2 separate regions of the Mus musculus genome follow, and region 2 is linked to region 1. A link is a loop called in an ENCODE intact Hi-C map of the cell type or tissue named here. Cell type or tissue: left cerebral cortex. All regions are shown on one strand. Each heading gives the region's core, and the rest is flanking DNA. Links, peaks and the distances in the headings are about the cores only.

What was found. Hi-C counts contacts between places; a loop is a spot of excess contacts. Peaks named below come from ENCODE experiments on the same cell type or tissue, not always from the same donor. Only the 100,000 strongest peaks of a DNase experiment are listed, where the experiment ranks them.
Region 2: it touches region 1 in a loop (3-fold over the local background); 2 of 42 quality-filtered maps call a loop at or near these places.

The regions. Positions count from the first base shown.
Region 1 is chr7:138,720,437-138,728,774 of GRCm38, forward strand. No RefSeq gene overlaps it. Among named protein-coding and RNA genes, the nearest start is that of Gm30808, 24 kb to the left of the region's middle. In left cerebral cortex, for the core only: CTCF peaks have their summits at 4,584 and 4,784; DNase peaks (open chromatin) are centred at 4,592 and 6,304.
Region 2 is chr7:138,435,024-138,443,361 of GRCm38, forward strand. No RefSeq gene overlaps it. Among named protein-coding and RNA genes, the nearest start is that of Tcerg1l, 41 kb to the left of the region's middle. In left cerebral cortex, for the core only: a CTCF peak has its summit at 4,600; DNase peaks (open chromatin) are centred at 2,275 and 4,604.

The DNA of each region.
Region 1 (8,338 bases), core at 38-8,037:
AAGTAGCAACAAAAAATGATTTTATGTTTGGGAGTCACCACAACAGGAGGAACTGTATTAAAGGGTTGAGAGTCACTGCCCTGGACAGTGAAGGGGACACTATGATGGTGTGTGAGGACCAACCTGAGTGGCATGGGGAGACAGGGGTCCCCATAAGAGAAAGACAAATGATAGGTGGGAAGTGAGAAATTTTGAGCTCAGTAGAGGCTTCCTCTCTTGCCACAGGTGGGATTTAACTCTGGAGCTCGGGGACAGATACTCAGGGTCACACAAACTTGCATTGAGTCAATAGCTTTCAAGTTCTTGCCGTCTGAATCGGAAAAATGAAACTCACAGACACAGGCAGACGCGTTCAGAAAGGAGTTTTAGATCCTAAAACTAGTTCACTAGTAGGAGCTTCATAGAAAGAAGACAGAGCTCCCATAAAGCAGAAACAGGTATCCAAAGGTGGGCTAGTCTGGGGTCTTCAATGGACTCACAGCAGGAAAGAGGGTGGGGCATGAGGAGATACTCAGTCCAGTTAACCCATCCACAATGTATCTATCCTGATGCTCCCCTTAAGTTCCCATATGTTCATGACAGTGGTCCTCATTTAAGGGAAGAGAAACAGATAGCAGAACCCCACACACTCTGATATCCCTCGACTCCTGCCAGGGAAAACCAGGACACTTTTGTTTCTGTCTGAGAATCTTTAGAGGTCGCCAGTAAGCTGCCCCAATGTGTTCCTAACCCGGTTTTCATCAGTCAGAGGAGCAGTGGAGGGAGAATCGCAGTCTCCTACATGCCTGTGGCACTGGGAAGGAAGGGATGGAGGGAGGGAAAGAGAGAAGGGAAAAGGGAGGGAGGGAGAGAGGGAGGGAGGGAGGGAGGGAGGGAGGGAGGGAGGGAGGGAGGGAAAGAGAGAAGGGAAAAGGGAGGGAGGGAGAGAGGGAGAGAGGGAGGGAGGAAGGGAGGGAGGGAGGGAGGGAGGGAGGGAGGGAGGGAGGGAGGGAGGGAGGGAGGGAGGGAGAGATAGTGTGAGAGGAGACTGAGAAAGCAAGAGCAAATAGGACAAGAGAGTGTCAAAAACTGAAAGGAGTGGCCTGTGCTTCAGACCTTGAAGGCCCCTGGAAGCCATGTGTTGATGCTTTGGTCCCCAGCCTGAGGGACTATTAGGAAGTGAACCTTTAGGAGGTGGGCCTTTAGTGAAAGGAGGTTGGGTCATTGTGGGTTTGCCCTCAAGAGGACATTGTGATCCCAGTCCCTACTTCTTGACTTTGTTTCCCACCATCATAGCAGCCACCTTCCCCACAGGCCCCCATCATGCTTTGCTGCCTTGCCACAGACCCAAACTATGAAGCCCAACCCACCATGGGTTGTAGTCTCTGCCACTGTGTACCTTCTCTCCTCTGAATTGATTCCCCTCAGGTATCGTCATGGTAACAGAAAGCAAACAGGATGCCAGAGGCAAGGTCAAAGGAAAGGGAACTGGTGAGTGTTGCACGGTCAGTTCTGGAGACAGAGGAGAGGGTGGTGAGCCCAGAGATATAGGTCCGCTAGAAGCTAGGAAGGGCAGGAGCTGGGTTCTTTCCCAGACCCAGTGGGGTTGCATGCTCTGCTCCAGCCCTCTGGCCCCTGAACTTAAGAACTGAGCATTACTGTTTACCACTAATCTTGGTTAAAATTACCTTGGTACACCAGGAGTAGGGAACTAGTATACTTGGTCCTAATGAAGGTCCACTCCATGGGAGATAAGCAAGGCTTTTGTTTAATACGACAATGTGATTATAGAATCACTTTGATTAAACAGGCTGAATGGAGAATCCTGCTAGAGGGCAGCACTCCTACCAACCTTGCAACCTCAAATGAAATCTGGTGTGTGTGTGTGTGTGTGTGTGTGTGTTACAGTCTCATCCCCTCTGCTCACAAGGTGATCAGTACCCAAGAGATGGAGCTGTGTCTCCTGCCAAAGCAGAGACTCTGGGCCCAGTTTCTGTTTGCTATAAGACTCATAGCATGAACTGCCTCCCTGGGGTGGGTGTGCCAGAGAAGGGTGGTGCATCCTCATGGGAAAGCCAGAGCAAGCCTTGGGATGGCGAGGGAGTTCTAGGGCTCCAGGAGGGAGTCTGTGCAGTCACAGAAGACTATAGGGCTAAAGAGGCCCCAGGGAACAGAGGGTAGCTGGGGACGGCTAGAGCTTGACCATATGGGAATGGCAGTAGGTGATGGGATAAATGACAGGAGGAAGGGAGGGATCCAAAGAAGAACAGATAGGTGAGAACCTACCAGGGAGCCAGATCTAGGGTTGGCCCAGAGGGTCAGAAAACATCCTGGGTCACCCAGGGGAGCTGTCCAGAACACTGGCCTCTGGATCCAAGGGAAACATAGGCTCACAGCACCTATGATCACCATGTAAAGTTAAGAAAAGCCTTGACCAAGGGTGTAAGGGACAAAGGGACAGGAGGTAGAGGACAGACTTTGGGAGGGCTGGGCACACTCATGAAGAGAGTAGAAGGGCCCTCACTGCCCTCTTAGCTACAACCCAGGACAATTGAGGCTTTCTAAGAAGACCCTCCATCCCTCCAGTCTTTAAGGAGAAATAAAAAAGCTTAATTACTTCTTAAAAATTCATTTGATGCTTTTATATTTAAATATTAACCAGGAAGGAAGCTGTACACCTACAGCTAGAAAATGTCAGAAGAAGAGGGGTGGGGGAGAGAGACGGTCACCTTTGCTGAGGGGTTCTTTCTTCCTAGCAGGTCTCTCTCCCCTGATTCTCAGGGCTTAGGGATTGGCTACTGTCTTAATTGGATTTTTATTGCTATGAAGTAACACCATGACCCTGAGAACTCTTAGAAAGAGCAGCATTTAATCAGGGCTAGCTGAGTTTCAGAGGTTTACTCCCTTGTTTTCATGGCAGGAAGTATGGCAATACACAAGCCAACATGGTGCTGACAGAGCTGAGAGTTCTACATCTTGATCCACAGGTAACAAGGGGAAACTGTGTGCCACACTGAGGGAGCGGAGAGGTCTACATCTTGAACCACAAGCAGCAGAAGGGGATGTAGTGTAACACACTGGCATACCTTTTTAACACAGGAGACCTCAAAACCCACCCCCACAGTGACACCCTTCCTCCAACAAGACCACACCTACCCCAACAAGGCCACACCTCCTAATACTGCCACTCTTTATTGGCCAAGCACTCAAACACATGCATCTATGGGGGTCATACCTATTCAAATCACCATAGCTACTTGAATCTATGCAAGTTCTAGATAGTACTTGAGTCATCAGGGCTAAGGCCAGGAAGAATGTAGCTCCCATTAGGCCGCAGCACCCATACTTGTCTGAATACCCCTAGAGCTAATGCTCACCATAGAGCAGTCACCAAAAAAGGAGAGGAAAGTCATCTTTACACACAAGTCCAGAGCTGGTACTGTGGTGGGAGAGAAGGGAAAAGAGACAGGGACAAGATTAATACACATAAAACAGCCATTTGGCCAAGGACTGGAATAATTAATAAATAGAGACATATTAATAAATAGAGCATGCCCAGGAAAAGCCTGAGTGTCATGTAAATGCACTACCAAGAGTCGTGGGCCTTGTGACTCAGCACTTTTGAGCAGATGGCTTTCCCCAGCTTACTTGCCTTGCCTGCCTACTGCCATGGCTTCCCGGCCATGATGGATTATAGTCTCCTGAAAGTGTTAGATAAAATTAGCCCTTTCTCCCTTAAGTTGTTTCTATCGGTACATTTGACCACAGCAAAGGAAACTAAGACAATAGCCATTGTTCACTGGCTCATCACTTCTCAGTGGTAAGAATACTAAAAGTTCGTTCTTCCAGCAAATTTGCAATATCCAATACGTGTATATCTCCTTCCTTTCACTACCCGTCCACTGTGTGTCTGAGTCTGTGGCACAGATGGATCTGGAGAACAGGACCCCAAGTGAAATGAGCCTGGGAGAGAAGTATCATATAATCACAGTCTCACGTGGAACCCGAAAAGTTGATTTCATGATTTTAATTTTTCATCAACTTTGTTAAGACGTAATTCACATAAAATTTGTAAAAGTGCATAACTAGAGAGCTAGGGGATAGCTCAGTGAGTAAAGTATGAAGACTTGAGTTTAATCCCTAGACCCACATAAAAATATCAGGTGGGATGGCACACACTTGTAATTTCAGGGCTGGCGAGACAGAGGCAGAAGGATCCTGGGACACACTGGCCAGCCAACCTAGTCTATTTGGCAAGTTCCAAAACAGTGAGAGACCCTGCCCCACCCCCAAAAAAGGTGTAGGGCTGGCTCCTGAGGACTGACATATGAAGTTGCCCTCTAGCCTGCACATATACACACAGACATGTGTGCATGCATGGTGTACCTGCACACACAAACATGACCATATACACAAAAATAATGTACAATTAAATGGTTTTCAGTGTATTCACAGTTGACTAATTTTATAGCATAAATGTCATTCCCAAGAGAAAAATTGAACCCTTCCCCAGTCACCCCACCTTCTCTCCCTAGACCTGGAAAACACTAATCTGCTATTACCAGTTCTGGACAATTTGCTGACAACATCAAATCCTCAACCCTGACCTGGAGTACCCACTAATGGGCAGAACATGTACTGCAGACTTCCACAGAGGCCCCTTGTCAGTGTGGCAAGAATGCAGAATGGTCCGTTGCAGAGTGGTCTCGTCAAGAAGAGTGGTAGGTTTCATCCAATGCCTTTTCTGTGTCTATTAAGATCACCATGTGGTTAGTTCCTTAGACAGAGTTTCATCTATCCCCAGGGCAACCTCAGACTTTTGTTGTAGCTGAAGAGGACCTTGGATTCATGATTCTTTTGCTTCCACCTCCCAAGGACTAGATCAGAGATGTAATGGCATGGCAATGGCACTCAGGAACTCAAACACTACGGTTGCCTATTCAGGGTCTCCACAAAACTGACCCAATAAACATTCAGTCACAGATGGAGAAGGGTTCGTGGGCCTGTCCAGGAGAGAGAATGGCAATAGAGGGCTCCTGGAGGATGGGAAATCAGTGTCTTCATGGATATAGTTGCTGGTAAGTTACTCAAGCTCCAGCACATAGCTCTACACTCATGACCATGTAAGTGGCCCTGGTTACGCCCAGTGGGTCATAAATGAAACAGAAGAGTAGCAAGATAGTGGGGGAGGGGGAGATAAAAGATGGTGGAGGGCTAAGTATGACCAGAATATATTATACAAATATATGAAATTGTTGAAGAATAAATTAATGTTTTAAATGTAGTACTGGAGACAGGAAAGAGTTCAGAAAGTAGAATGCCTACCATACAAACGTGAAGAGCTGAGTTGAATCCCCATCATCCATGTGAAAAAGCAGGTGTGCTGGAAAGGTAGACATAAGTACATCCCTGAGGTTCACTGCCCAGCCAGCCTGACCTAGTCAGAAAGCCCAGGTCCCAGTGAGAAAGCCTGTCTCAGGCAAAAAGATGGACAGCTCTTGGGAAGCAACACCCAAGGATGGGCTTCAGCCTACACACATATGTTGACACACATGCACATGAGCTTGCAGAAATACACATAGATACACACACACACGCATGCATGCATGCACACATACACACACATGTGCACAAACACACTTGTGAACAATAACAAAAAAAAATGTGGTACTGAATTTCCCACATACCATTGTTAAATTATCTATTTCATATTTCCAGTGTAAATTCAAAATGATCTCAAGATCTTTAAATCAATCACATATGCAAACAAGACAGTGGACATAGGCACCAGGCAGACAAAACTCTGGGGTAGGCATATGAGCTAAGTGCTCAAAAACTAGCAATGCACCAGCCCCAGAACATGGGTACCATTGAGAAGCTAGCTCCTGGACTTATTGCTGTTTCTCTTGGCTCCACCCAGCAGGGCTTGGAAAGACCTCAGCAAGCCCAGGAGGAATCCTTGCTCTTTGTTCTTAGCCAGACCTCTCATCTGCAACTCGGCTGGGGGGTTGAACACACTTTAGAATGAAGTTTCTTTAAGAATTTTTTTCTTCCCTTTCCAGCTCTATTGAACCTGGTATAATCCATCCGAGCAAAGGACAGAATCATCGCCAAAGGTTCAGGACGAACTCAGAGCCCTCAACGTGGGAAAAGCTGCCCCTACTCAGAGTTCAGGGCTCCTACCTGGGGGTTGATACTAGGCTCTCTACCCATTGCCCCCATTTTGGGCTCTTCCTTTCTGTTCTTCCATGATCAGATGATCATGAAAAATGGCCAGAATTTGCCTCTTTTTTTATTCTGGCTGTTTCCATCCTAGTTTCCATAGAAACCACCATGTGAATGTGGACAAGGAAGAAAGTAAAGATCCTTTAAAATAATGATGGTTGGAAAACTCTAACACGCCTATTCTTCCAGCTACCTGGTAGTTTCCATGGAAATTCAAGACAACAACAGAGCCAAATAGACCCAATGCTGGATTTCTCAATAGCCAGTATTGGATGGAATGGATTCCCCAAATCTGTTGTTTTTGTGTGGCTGGCTGGATTGCTCTGCCTCCTCCTCAACAAAGCATATCCCCAAATTTCAGAGAGAAGACATAAGAAGAGGAACCCCAGGAGACAGGGAAGATGGGGGCAGGCCCACAGCTAATTCCTGCTGATGAAGTCAGACCTCAGGCAGTCTCTTCTACCCAGAACTCACAGTGCTGGGGGGACCTCAGCACTGTGTGCTTGCAGGGGTAGCTCCCTGGTGGGCTATGGGGTGCATCCTACCATCTTCCATCCTTCTTTTCTAGACACTGCCACTGGTGAGCCTAGTCTAGGGGCCAGGAACACCAAGCTGGCCTTGCCTAAGCAGCAGCTTCAGCAGAAGCTGAAGCAGGACCATAAGCGACAGACTCAGTGCTGCTCAGAATGGGATTCAAAAGCGCATTCACTGAGGAGCCATCCAGCACGTATCTGCTCAACTAGGCGTATGCCTGGGGAAGAGCATCAGACAGAGCACTGCTCTGCAGTTGCACCACCCAGGGATCCCTGGGACTTTGGAGTTCTGCTTTCTAGTCAGGATTCGAGAGCTTGGAGGGAGTCCCTCAGTATCCATTAGAAAGACCACGTGTTATCCAGCCACAGAATGTTGACTTAGCAGCCTGAGCCCAGCCTAGTCCCAAAGGCCCTGCCTTGGTTTGAAAAAACAAGCACTGGGATTCAGTTCCTGATGCTTGTGTTGGCAATATATATTAACCATATTTTAAGAGTATCATTCTGGCTTTTTATGGGAAAGATAAAAATCAAACAGTATATTCCTTTTGAGGTTTTTTTTAATACATAAATATATATAATATAATATATGATGGATTTTTTCTAATTTTTTATATTCCCTTACAATTTGGTAGCTATTACTCTAACTTTAGACTCTGGCATATACTAAGTAGCTAGTCTGGGCTTTAAGAATATGCATGGACATTTCAGTTTGTTTTAGCTGAATGAGGACACTTTGAATTCTCTTAAAAGTCACCTGATTATTAAATAACAATGTTTATTTTTAAAACTAACAATTTGTTGTATCTTATTACACATTACACATTCCTAAAGGTGTGGCTCTGATATCTGTGAGCTGTGGGCCAAGTATTCTGTTTTCAGTTCTATAGCACAAAACACTGATTAGAAATGTAAAGAGATACCCACATCGACGTTCTGGTTTTGTTTTTCCAACTGATTCAAGTGTTCATTGAGTGACGTATCTCTTAAATGTTGGGGGAGTGGAGTGTCAGAACCAATTACCTGGCTTCTGTTTTGTCCGTAACTTAGATTTGTTCTGTTGTCAAAACTGCCCCCCCCAAAATGGTATGACACATACTCATGCATAAACTGCTAAAATGAGCATCTTTGTATTTGTATTGTTTTCAACATTGCCAAGGTGCTATGGGAAATTAAAATTACAAAATTAGAAAAAAATAAAATTATTGAAAAAAAAAAAAAGAAAAAACAAAACAAACAAAAAAATGTATCTTCCATTTAAGTGATAACCAGTCTGCCTTCCGAGCACTTGCATTTTTCTTTGGACAATATGCAGTCTTTAAAGAGGTTAATTCATTCAAACCAAGTAAACATCTCTCTGGCTCCTCCTTTCCCATCATAGTCACCACATTTGGTTGATGCTAAAAGACAGAAGCAATAGCATTGTGGGAAAGTCTTACTGTCACCCATGGTGTCCAGGTCTGCACAATGACATTACATGCACCACAAAACTCACACAGAAGCCAGAGCCTTCCATTGCACCCCCGCTGCACAGAGGGCCTGCGTATATCCTGTTATATAGACACCAGCCTGCACCTCCAGACACAGAGGAGACTCCATGTTCT
Region 2 (8,338 bases), core at 290-8,289, 290 kb before region 1:
CCTCAGCTGCCCTCCCTAAAGGGCCTCATCCAGTTCTGGGATAACTCTCCTGACCCTTCAGCCCACAGTCTGCTAAGGTTGCAATTGTATAGCTGACTCCTCATAATCAAAATGCCCTCAGCTCACTCTGGTCTCCCCAGACTCTGAAAAAGTTGCCCCCCACCCAGTCCCTACTTAGACTCAGGTGGCCAGTGTTCACTCAAGACATCCTGGCCCATCCTTCACCCTCGTGCCCTCACTACCTAGCTCTAGTCAGGCCAGTCAGCCTCTCAATTTATGTCCTCCAATATCTCCCCTTCCTCTCCCATCATGCTGCTGGAGAATCCAAGAAGGATGTAACCACAAACTCCCCTGTCTCTCTCCATTTCAGAGAACCCCTCCATGTGCTTGTTTTTCCAGTGACTCCTGTGAAATGTAGCAGGGTTTTATGGTGTAGAACCTGATACCTGGCATGTCCCTTTCCCTGAGGCACATGCAGATTCCCATCTATATGCTGCAGGTAGCCATTCATCAGTGCATCACTCTCTTCAACAGGCCTTATGCCCTTTCCAGCTGTCCAGCCATCCACTCCTCTGAGACCAGAATGGTTCTTTATACAGGTGATGTCCGTCTGCACAAAGAAGGTCAACTGGCCCACACAATGCTCCTCTAAGTTGCATTATCTATCTAACATGGTTTATCTATCCCATATGTACCATATTATCCCATATGTACCACCTCCCCTCTCTAAATCAGGACCTTGCTGAGATAGAATGTGGACCATGGTATCATTGAACTAGGGATGTATGGAGCTCAGCATACCCTGGGAGTTTGGGTCATTTGTGAGCACATGGAACCAAGATCCTACCTGGGGGAGAAACATCATGTAATGTAGATAGTCTGTGCAGAAGCCTCCCCGGTGCTTGGCTCTCCCTACCTCTGGTCTCCGGGACACATGAAGTATTACTCTGATGCCTCTTCTCTTGGGCTCTGGTTTTTGTCATAAGGGCCAAACACTAGAAAGAAGAGACTTCGGTTCCAGGTGTAAGGCAGAGCCATGGCTCTGTCTCCTACTGGGAGTGTGACTGTGACCAGGTTACTTCCCCACTGAGGATACCAAATCCAGATTTCTGTCCTGAAGATTCAGAATCCCAGCAAGTGCCCTAGGCAGAAGGCACTACTGCCTGTGGGTATCACAGGCTCATTTTGTTTTTGCTGCAATGAACATGCATATGAGACTCACTCAGTCAATCCATGATATTTGTAGATGTAGTCTATGTGTGGGGACCTGAGAATGTGCCAGGCATGGTTCCAGCTCTCATGAGCCCTGTAGGAGTTTCACTCTGTCCTCTGACCTCTCCTCTTAGCATTAGTTGTGAACCAAGGTGTTCTCTCTCTCTCTCTCTCTCTCTCTCTCTCTCTCTCTCTCTTTCTCTCCCTCCCTCCCTCCCTCCCTCCCTCCCTTTCCCTCCCTTCCTCTCTACCCCTCTCTCCCTCTTTCTTTCTTTTGTCCTTCCTTTCTCTCTTCCCTCCTTCCTTCCTCCCTCCCTCCTTCCTTCCTTCCTTTCTTCCCTCCTTTCTTCCTCCCTCCCTCCTTCCTTCCTTCCTTCCTTCCTTTTTTCCTTCCTTCATGCCTTTCAATTTTTTTGACAGCATGTCATATAGCCCAGGCTGGCCTATAACTCACTATGTAGTTAAAGATGACCTTGAACTCTGTTTTTTCTTTCCTTACCTTCCAAGTGCTTTGACTACAGGCATGTGTCATCACACCAGTTTACACAGTGCTGGGTATTGAGCCCAAGGCTCTGTGCTTGGTGAGAGGCAAGTGTTCTACTGATTGAGCCACATCTCTAATCCAGAACCTATTTCTTCAGTGTCACTGTGGCATCTCTCAACTTCACTGTAGTGTTGGCTGACAAAGCAATCTTCCCTCTCCAGCCTCAGGATCACACACAGCAAATGTCAATCACAGGAAAGATTTTAAATATGACCCAGTCCCAATTCTCCCTTCCCTCAGGACAGTGGTCACCTGGATGTCTGATAAACAACTGTTAAGGTGTTTTGCACCTTTGCAGGTGAAATAAGATACCAGGATGTCAGCGTGGCCACTTCTAGTAGCCCTGGAGTCCCCAGGACTGTCTTCTATGCTCTGTAGAAGTGGGAAAGAACTATTTTCCTTGCAGAGTGGAGTTGAATTTGAGTCCCGTTACTTGGCAGCACTGTATCCTCAAGCTGCTCTGTGTTTTCTTGGATGCTTTGCTGATGTGTAAATTAAACCATTTCTGCCCTAACTATCTTTTCCCTGTGGGTTCACAGGGAATGTTTTATAAAAACTAGTTCTACAGAAGAACTTAAAATGCCTTAAGTACTTTACTCATTGGCTGTTGGAACAATAATGTTTCCGAAGTCATTGACCCATGTCTCGGCTCTGAGTACGGCCTCAAGACACTTTAACCCTTTACCACCTTCAGTGCCAGTAAGAACCACTCACTATGGTATTAATGGATGGGGATATGTGTAAGAGGGGAGAGGTACAAGCTTTCTCATGCTCCTACATCCTGAGGAATGGGAGGTCTCCAAGGCAACTTGGTGGCTCTCAGGTGCTCAGTGACCCTGGCATAAGCAAGACATACAACAGGAGCAAGTGACCCAGGTGGTCTGCCCTGCCAGGAAATTGAGACATTTGAAAAGTAAAAAACAAAATGTTTTCAAAGATACCACAAGGTGGATGTTAAGCATGGGCCTGGGACTTGGGAGTTAGGTTCAGTCATGTCTGGGTGAGCTGCTGCACCCCACATCTTTGAGCCCTTTTCTTCATTCAGAAAGCCAGTGAGGAATGAAGCTATTTAGAGGGTGGCATGGAAGGCCTTCAACAAGCAAAAACACTCTCTTCGACCTCTTCATATTACACATTCTGTCGTGATAAATGAAAAAGCTGAATATAAGCGAGGTGGCAACTACGCCAAACGGACGTGCCCAGCTTTGCCATGCTTCTGAGCGCTGGGCACTGGAGCTTAACCTTCAGATTTCCCTGCCCCCACTCCAGATCTCTGCCAAAATACAGACAGCACACACATAGCTCAGAATCAGGTTCTCAGACTGGTTTTTGACTTATATACAGACAAGGGCATATGTGTTTTTCTGCTATGCAGTACCAGGTGTCATTAAACTTAAGCAAATGACATGTGAAAAAGAAGGGACCTATCCAACCAACTTCTAATGTTTCCCTGGAATGGCTTGAAACCATTGCTTCTCTTAGCTTGGACTAAGTAAGAGGCCTGGGGAGATGGGAGGACAGAAGAGATGGCTCAGTCAGTGAAGTGCTTGTGGTACGAGTTTAAGGACCTTAGTTCAGACACCTAGCATGCACATAAAAAGCCTATAACCCCAGCCTTGGAGGCACAGAGATAGGTAGGTCTCTCAAGCTTATTGGACAGCCTGCCCAGCTGAATCAGTGGGAGTCCCTGTCTCCAAAAGCAAAGATGGAGAACCCTCAAGGAAAGGCACCTAACGTCAAACTGGGGCCTCCATACACATGTGTAGATATCACATACAGAACATCAAATACACACACACACACACACACACACACACACACACACACAGCTGCAGAGCTCAATGCTATTTTTTTTTAAAGTGTACCTCTCGGAGAACATGGTGAGGCAGGATAAGCCTGTTCTTTGAGGCTTTCCCTGCTTCTGACAGCAGAGCAGGCCACTACCAGGCGCCTGTCTAGATTTGCTTATTCTCCGTAGGCTCTGTCTTCCTATCACACTCCCTAATTGACATCAAACAGAGCTATTGATTTCAGTGGGTGATGATGTCGCCTTGCTGAGCTGACTTGGTTCATTATGAACATACAGATAAATGGCTGGTGAATGTGGTAGTGAGGGATCTACAGAGCTTATTTCACCCCACACAAACTAGTGTGTCCTCGGGAGCCACTGAAGCTTAAGTTTCTAAGCTTCTGCATACACAAACATACTTGTAAGCCAACACCCATATTCTGGCTCTACCAGAAAGAATGTCAACAACCACACCCAGGGTTCCATGAGTGACTGCCTCCTGAGTCCCCAGTCTTGTCAATGCATCTTCAATCTTGACTGTCTCTCTGTGTCCTGTTAAATTTCTGCCCATATTCTACCAGGACATTTATGGTTTGGTTTTTTGTTTTTTGTTTTTTTTCATTTTTGACCTTCGACAATCCTTTTAAATAGATCCATTGTGCAAAATGGTGCACGAATAATAAATGCCTAACTTGAACTTCTATTAAGTGTGAAGGTCTGTGTAGACGAGTGACAGCCAGCCCTCGTCAAGCTCCCTAAGTCCAGGCTGGATTAGTATGGCCTCCAATGTGAGACGCCACACTGCCACCGTGCCACCCTGGAGGGTGTGTCCTTAAAGTCTGATCTAGAATCACTCAGACCTTGCTGTGTTTGTTTTCTGACAGTGAGAGCTCAGGTGCTGATGATAACCCCCATGGTGCACATGGTTGTGAGCCATCCCAGTTAGTGTCCATCGAGTGTCCCACAGAGGGTCATCACTGTCTGCAGCATGTGTGTGGCTTTTCTTTGGAAAACACACCCAGTGGCAGGTGGATGCCATGACAGCAGGTGTTTGTTGGCACACACCTGAAATGGAAATTTCTGGTTCCTTTGGAGACTCGGTTGTGTCATGTGATATTTTTCTGGAAACCGTCTTAGATGTTTTTGCTGAAGCAGGCATGTGGGAGGATGTTTTGCAAAGAACAGACACCTGGTGTTTTTCTGGAGGCAGCCTAGAAAAGGGGCATATGACGTTTTGCTAGAGTGGATGCTTAAGAGAATATAGGATGTTTAAAAAGATGTAAATGTAGCCCAAAGGATAGTGGATGATGCTAGATGATATTGCTACGCCTTACCATTCTTTGTTGGTGATCATTTGTCGTGACTTCATAGAAAGAAACACACTAAAAATCGTCTGGTGGTGTTCCAGCTACTTCCTGCTGCACTTCCATGGACTCCGGCAGATTGGCAGAGCCTTATGCTTTCTTCTGGATTGACCTGCCTTTGTTGATTGGTAAATGGTGTTTGTAAGTCCTGCAGTTGCTGATTCTTGAATAATGTTTATGGATGGACGAAGCTGCCTCTACTGGTTCATGTGAACTAAACTGCTGATATCCTGACAACAGTGCAGATTGGCTTTGTTCCGAATAAATATTTCTAACCCGGTCCACACCCTCCTTTGTTCCATTAACCTTTTCTTTCCACTCCCCCTGGTGGGTGGTGGACAAAAGGAGACAGTAAAGCATTTTAAACCCCTTATTAAAAGTAGGTTTTTTAAAACTCTAAGCCTATCCACACCTGTGCCTGTATTGGGTCCTTCCTCAGCATCTTCCTAGACTGCACATTGCTGCTCTTTAGTGTAACTGCCATGAAGAAATTAAGAGTCACCTGACCTTTACTCCTACTAACAGTGTAGAGTGGCCCAGGTCCCTCAATATTCCTTCAGACTCTCAGTATCACCTAATGTGGGTATAACCATTCCTCTGCCCAGTGCTACCTCATGCTGCAGGGCAAATCTGTCAAAGAGCAGTTTACCCATCCTCCAGCAATCCATTCTCAGGAAATAAGAAGTTACAGTTGGAAAACAGATCTCTATCACTTTAGAAAGGTCCCTTATTCCATTTTGGACAGTCCTCCTATACACCCTCAGGCTCAGTTGCTTGTCCTTGAGTTAACTCTGCTCTGGGATCCCATAGTTCATGAGTGGAAGATGCAGGGTAACTTCCTTGTAACTGGCTTCCTTCTTTGTTGGTGGTGGTAGTGGTTTATTGTTTTGTTTTATTGTTTGTATTTTAGATCCACCTCGGCAGACACATGAAGCAGAATTACCTGATTGATTTACTGACTTTGCTGAGCAGCATTTGGCCATTTGGATACTTCAATGTATGTTTATCCATTGTCCTGCTAAAAAAGTTGATATCTGTTTTGAAGGGTGTGCCCTTAGGTGTGGGACAACTATAGATGTTCATATGTATGTCTTGTTTAAACACATGTTTTCATTGTTCTTGGGTAAAAATGCCAGGACCGGCTCACATGTTCGTCCCCTGGCAAATGTGAGTCTAACTTTATAAACAGTTGATGGGTAGTTGTTGAAATGTTTTTTTTCCTTTATTTTTCCAAGGGGATTAGAACCAGTAACCTACTCAAAATGCATTAGTGATCTTTGATGGGAATCACTGTACAGTGATTACTGGAAAAAGTTGGCAATACTAAATTGTAAACAATTCAAACAAAATTTCGATTTTCAACTTGCTGGAAAAATATAGAAAGAAAATTTTTTAAATTTTTAGGCAGCTATGAAATGCAATATTTAATGCCCTTGGTATTAATAACACATTGTGGATATTTCTCACATATACACTGCCTCATGGTTCCCTGATCTGTGTTTTACACTGGAAAGTGAGCTGCAGCAGAGGGTGCCAGGCTGTACTGCCCACTCCCCTCCTAAACGGCACCTCTGTGCTAACCAACTTCCATCTCTTTATAAGATACCAGAAATATGAGCTACAGAGAAGATTAGCAGAGAAGATTTGTTTGGGTGCAAAGCATTACAGGTTCCAGGTCATGATCAGGCACACACACTGTTCCATCGGCCTATGGGCAGGGTTGCCAAATCATAGTGAGTATGCATGCATGGAAGAGCAAAAGCATTCACTTCATTGTTGAGAAAGTGATGAGACTGGGGTGATAGAACACACACATGCACGTGCGTGTACACACATATACATCATAAATAAATAAATTAAAATGAAAAAAGATCTCCTACTAACCCTAACCCTTGAAGCTCTACTAGAACCACACTGGGAACCAAGACTTTAACAACTGAAGTCCTACAGGACATTCTGCATGAAAAGTATGGCATGCTTTCCCCAGGAGCAGTGTCAGATGCCTCCACAGGTGCTGGGCTTGACTATGGAGCCCTTTGGCTGGGTCAAGACATTTCCCTGGGGAGAGTTGGTCCACATGCATTGCAGAGACACCAGCTGCTGCCACGTACCAAAATATACTAGATTGCATCTCACTTTTTCTCCCCATTGGTTTCACCTGCCCTGGTTCTCCTGGGTACTCTCTAGTCAACTCTTTCAACCAAGTCTCCTTGTTTTCTAAGAAAAATCTACCCAGAGAAAAGTTGGCTCTGAGATGGGATGCGGATGGCAGGTAAGGGACAAGATGATTGGTGGTCTATGAAGCAAGGGTAGCTCCTGGCACACAATCAGAATAGAGCAGGTATCTCCAGGCAGCCCTGTGAGCAGCCAACCCCACCCCACCCCCGACTTGGAAGGGTCACCCCATCTCTAAGCCATCTGGAATCATCTAGTTGTTCTTGCTAGATGATCATCTTCATGCAGAGCCCGTCTCTGAGAGCTTGCTTCTCAGGAATCAGACATAAACTCAACGCTTTACAGTGTGGTTATTATTTGCATAGAATAATACCTCATTCTATTTCTTTTTGCATTGCAGCTAAAATTGATATGAAGCTGTTTTTTTCCAAAGCGTATTTTCTGCAACAATAGACCCAAGGGATGCATTAAAGGAAGGAAGTACTCTGTGGTCACCTAAATCTGGGGAATGTGTATAGACTCGTCCTTTCCCTCAGGAATCCAGCATGCCTGTTAGTCATTACAAGCTCCCAAGAATTTTGCCATGGAGGAAGTTATTTATTATTTATTTTTACACAGTGTTTCCAAAGTTTAATTAAATCTGCCACATGCATGGCTTAGTACCCTCGGACTGTGGTACAGTGGGGATACCTCAAAGCCCTTGCAAGATCTGGCTGTAGCCACATGGGCAGTGTACAAGGATGAAAGAATTAGCCCTATGCTGCAAACACGCTGTCCTAGGACTGCGATCTCCCTGGGGCTTCATGATAACATCTACAGCATTATTATATGACCATGCCTTGCCTGAGATGATGCCAAGCAGCAGAGATCTAACCCCCCCACCCCCACCCCCCGCTTCAGCAGAAATGAGTTCAGACAGGCCATCACAACAGGCACAGGGGTACCACAATAGAGTTTTGCAGGGTGTGTGTGAGTGTGTGTGTGTGTGTGTGTGTGTGTGTGTGTGTGTATGTTATTGTGCTTGACATCTGACAGGGAGTAAGGATTATAGCAGAAAGCAGGCTGAGGGTAAGTGGCCAGATAGTTAAAAGGGAAACACCTGAAGAGATCCCAGGGCCTAATGGGGATTCTGGGTGATTCAGGTGACAAGACCTTACCTGGTAACCATGGAGGATGAGGATTCTGATTAGGGCGGATAGACTGCTAAATTGACTCAGGTTTCTTATAGATGACTGAATTTTACATGTGTACAGA